Linked DNA regions of Homo sapiens: region 1 is linked to region 2. Evidence: chromatin loops called from intact Hi-C (ENCODE). Cell type or tissue: mammary epithelial cell. All regions are shown on one strand.

Region 1 (2,500 bases), 210 kb before region 2:
CTTGTGTCCTTCCCGTGTGCCAGGCACTGAGTTAAGACTTTACATAAACTCTCAATTTTAACCCTTACTACACCTTATAAGGAAGGTGTTCTCAGTAGACGCATTTTACGAATGAGTAAACTGATTTTTGAGGAGTTAAGTCGTTTGCTCAATATCCTACAGCTTGTATGAGGTAGTGGCAGGATTTGAAACCAGGTTGTGTCTTATTTTAGAATGAATGTTCTGAACTTCTGCCATACTGCCTGCCCATGGGAGTGTGCTGAGTCATTCCTCCATGAACTAAAAAAAGTTTCAATGGGCCCTGAGGCTCAAGCCTATAATTCCAACACTTTGGGAGTCCGGGGCAGAAGGATCACTTGATCACAGGAGTTCCAGACCAGCCTGGGCAACATAGTGAGATCCTGTCTCTATAAAAAAAAATATGAAAAATTGGCCAGGTGTGGTGGTACACCTCTAATTCAGCTACTCAGGAGGCTGAGATGGGAGGATTGCCCAGGAGGTTAAGGCTGCTGAGAGCTATGATTGCTCCACTGCTCTCCAGCCTGGGCTACAGAGCCTTTTCTGAATTTATAATATGGGCATGCTAGACCAGCAAAGCATAGACACTAGACAATAGTTCTTCTGGCATTTCCCATGCAAATGAGTCTCTTCAAGCCACCCAGTTCCGCATGAGGTTACTGTATTCTATAGCCCTCTATGGGGCACAGAAGTCAGATACCTCCTTTTGATAAAAATGATTACATTGCCCCAGCATCCTTTATCTACAGGGCCACTGCATTGGGTGCTTGGACAAGTTAGTTCTCGCATAGAGAGTAAAGCATCACTGTTTACTTCTTTTTTCATTCTTATGAGGATGAGTGTTGAGGCTGGAATTAAAGCTGAAAGTTGGGATTACTTCCTGGCAGGAAATGTTGTTCTGTCTTCTCTTCAAGTGTCTGTGCCCCTCTGTTGATTACCTCCTGCCACACCCTCGTTATTACACACGACAAAAGGGTGGGGAGGGTTGCAGGGAGAGAAAATAATTTAGGCGGGGTCAGGTTCTTGTTCACCTCATCATTTGGTTCATTTCTTCCATGCTCAGAACTCCCTTTGTCATCAAGGAGAAAGAGAACCCGGGGGAGGAAGGGAAAGATGACTGGGCCTGAAGTAATTTATAACCACAGGCAACTAGATCATTTTATACCTAAATGATGCTTTCTCAAAATCTCATCATTCATACCAGAAGTATTTCTTATGGAGTAATATTTCTGTGCTTATGAAAACATTGTGTACAGTTGAACTTGCTCAATCTGTGAACATTTTGCCTCTTCAAAGAGTTGGGGAAAGGGTATTATGTCATTATAGTGTTAAAACGCGTCAGTGACTTGATCATTTGAAATGCTTTAATAAAAATGAATCCTATTAGCTGATTCTGATTATCTAGCACCAGACTTTATAGGCTTTTAAGACATTTTCCAGTTGTCAGATTTTTTTTTTTCTGTGAGACATTTAAATATTTAGATTCCATTCTTTCTGGGTATTCTAAATATAGGAAAAAGATGTCTCAATAGCAGAAATATTAACAGGATTACTCTGTGGACTGTCTTCCCTAATGTCCTTTTGAAAATCATATTATTGGATTATATATCAGACATCTTTGATTTAAGTCAAGTAGTGGGTAGAGACCCAAGATTCAGTCCCGTTAAGAGGAGGTATTTGTTTAAAAAAAAAATACATTATTATGTCTGGTATGGTTTAGCTGTGTCCCCACCTAAATCTTATCTTGAATTGTAGTTCTCATAATCCCCATGTGTCATGGGAGGGACCCAGTGGGAGGAAAGTGAATCATGGGGGTGGTTATCCTTATGCTGTTCTTGTGATAGTGAGTGAGTTCTCACAAGATCTGATGGCTTTATAAGGGGCTTTCCCCCCTTTGCTCAGCGCTTCTCCTTCCTGCCGCCATGTGACTAAGGATGTATTTGCTTCCCCTCCCACCATGATTGTAAGTTTCCTGAGGCCTCCCCAGCCCAGCAGAACTGAATCAATTAAACCTCTTTTCTTTATATAAATTACCCAGTCTTGGGTATGTCTTTATTAGCAGTGTGAGAATGGACTACTACAATCGCCAATTAGAAAGAGCAAAATATGGCTCACTGAGCTCATCCAAAAACTTCCCCAATAGTAGTAACTACCAATAAAGGCTATTTTGTGTGACAGTAAAGTATACATTTAAATGTGTGCTTCTCATATATTTCTTGGACTCTTCAGCAAAACTCATTTCCATACATGAACAGGTACATTATACATTCCTGTGTGGGTGCGTGTACATGGGCACGCGTGCACATACACACACACAAACACACACACACACACACACTGATTTTTATGATAAAGTAATAGGAATCCTGCAGGTGGAAATAATTTTTATATACCAAGCAGTTACACTTTTCATTGCAAGTTTTTTCTTCTTACCCTGGGACTTTACTCCCATTTTAGCTAGACCAGGAAGAATCCACTTTTT
Region 2 (2,500 bases):
CTTCAAAAGATTTTTAAAAACAGCTCTCCTCTTACTTACACTGCCATAAATGAAAAATCATTTATAAGCAACATGCAGAAATTACATAATATTTTAATAGGATATTGTATTTTATTTGCTCCTTCATTAAATATTGATTTGTAGACTAACTTCTTTTTTTGTGCCAAAAGAAGCTAAGCACCAACTGCCTATGAACTGGTTACAGATATAAGCATTTCTATGTTTCCAAGTCGCTTCTATAGTTAGAGACTATTCAAAAAGTATATGTATCTCCAAATAAGGGGCGTTATTGTTAGGATCCAAATAACTTAATGTAAAAGACAAAAACATATAACATAAATTCACTACATCAAAAGATCCTTAGGAGCCAAGACTGTTCTCCCTTGGCTACCTTCAGCATAGTGCCTTACATATAGTTGATACATAGTGCATATCATTGTAACAAACTACTTAATGTTTAATATGGAGGAGCCAGTTCTTTAAAGCTTACTCTGTGTATTCATAAACACACACACACACACACACACACACAGGATTAGGTTTCCATACTTTAAAAATATGCTCTCTACCTCAATCTCAGCTAACCTTCTGTAACTAAACCAAGACTGAAGAACATTTCAGTAATTTTTAAAAATGCAAACATCAGACATCCATCTTTTAAAAAGTGATCGTAGAATTCTCCTAGCAACAAATCCCCATTAAAATAGCTCCAATGCCACAGAAAACCTTATGTCAAAAAAAAAAAAATTAACAGAGTCTATTTCCTATTAGCTAGAAGAAATTCATGACCAGCATCTGTGGCTGCTCCCTATTGTACCTCACTGTCTTTATTTGGGGAGGGGTATGCAGAGATGGTCAGAGCCATGGGTCTAGGGACAAATTTAAGACATGTTATTCGTTTCCCACCAAAGACCCAGTAGTGAAAGGTTTCATAATAGTGTTGTGAGAATCTACTTTGAAAATGAAAGAATGTTTATTGAATCTCCAATACAATAATCATGTGTTTTCTACCAGCGCCTCAACGGTGAGGAAGTGACTACTTCTTAAATTCAATGCTTGCGTCCAAATGACTCATGAGTCTGGAGACAAGAATATCAGTGTCTTAAGACCCACTTTTTGAAAGTCTCCCTGAGGCTACCCAAGTGTATTAATAGCCGAGACATGTGCTGGGATACTGTCAAATGAGAATTTAAGGTGAAAAAGACCCTATTTATCTTACCTGAAAAATGACTTTAGAAGACTAGTATTTAGCTTCATTTATTGACTTTTTGAACTTTCTAACAGCTGGTGGACTTCTTGTGCCTAGTTTTGCAATCTTCTGCTCTTTCTTCCAACCTTCTAAGCACTACATTTTTAAAAGATTATTATTTCTCTGAGCTGAGATTGGAAAATGTTTTATTGAGAAGCATTTTCAGTTGCCTACAACTTGGTGAAAAGGTGCTTACTCTTGCTGTTGAAATTTTGTACTGATACGATATTTGGAGAAATATTGATTAATGTGAGCATATTTTAAAACTGCTTAAGGTTCACTAGTCAACTTTTAGCCTTTCTTTAGGTTGCAGTCCTATAGCAAGTGCACTAAGGAATGATTTTTGCTACTACTTCTCCTCGTCTTTCCTCCAGCTTTTTCTTTTCTACATTTTTTTTACTTAAAAAAAAAAAAAACCTTTAAATTTTGCTTACAGACCCAGAGCAATCTGAAACAACCAACACAACCAAAACAACCACAGTAAAATAAGAAGAAGTATGTGTGGGTATATATTTATTTCAAGCATTTCATAGACACTTACTTTCCTGAGGTTAACAAATATACACAATGAACAATGTGTGGTAAATTTGGATGAGTCATTCCTGTATATAGAATCTCTGGAAATCTCAACCACTGTTTTTGTCAGTCATCAGCTGATTTCATTCTCATAACTCCTGAAGAAAATAATTTTAATTTCTACCATGAAAAATATGTTGTACAAAATGCATTTGCATGAACAGAATGGACAAGTTAGTAATAATGCATGAACATTAATCATGTAATTTACCTTTTACATTTAAACACTGTACTAATGAAAACATCTGTCATTCCCTACTAAGTTATATGTCACTCTCAAAATCAGGGAATTAAGATCCTTCTAAAACCCAAAAGAATCTGGAAATTAACAATGCATCCTTTTTCTTTATTTTTCTATAGGCTATCACAAAAATCTCACTTAAGAATCAGAACAAAAGCTGTACCCTCAGTGTCTCAGCTACCCTTTGCTGCATAACAAACTACTACGAAATTTGGTGGTTTAAAACAAAAAGTCTTCTCTGGGCTTTGCCTGAGCTCACTCATGTGGTTACACTCAGCTGGAGGATCAGATGGGCTGCAGGGTCCAAGGTAGCCTCACTCAACTGTCTGATATTTGGTGTTGGCTGTCAGCTGGGAAGCCTCAGTTCACCTAATGGCTTTTCATCCTCCAGTAAGCACAAGTTTCGTCACACAGAGGTCTCAGGGTAGCATTCT

The links. Hi-C counts contacts between places; a loop is a spot of excess contacts. Peaks named below come from ENCODE experiments on the same cell type or tissue, not always from the same donor. Only the 100,000 strongest peaks of a DNase experiment are listed, where the experiment ranks them.
Region 1: a loop joins it to region 2, with 18 times the contacts of the local background. A loop is called at or near these places in 1 of 110 quality-filtered maps.

Annotation. Positions count from the first base shown.
Region 1 is chr7:21,105,080-21,107,579 of GRCh38, reverse strand. No RefSeq gene overlaps it. Among named protein-coding and RNA genes, the nearest start is that of LINC01162, 270 kb to the right of the region's middle. In mammary epithelial cell, no CTCF peak of the experiment used is centred here; DNase peaks (open chromatin) are centred at 969 and 1,889; H3K27ac peaks cover 2,402 bases.
Region 2 is chr7:20,894,331-20,896,830 of GRCh38, reverse strand. The region is part of intron 2 of LINC01162 (long intergenic non-protein coding RNA 1162); the gene reads right to left. Among named protein-coding and RNA genes, the nearest start is that of LINC01162, 60 kb to the right of the region's middle. In mammary epithelial cell, no CTCF peak of the experiment used is centred here; DNase peaks (open chromatin) are centred at 1,070 and 1,830; H3K27ac peaks cover 2,479 bases.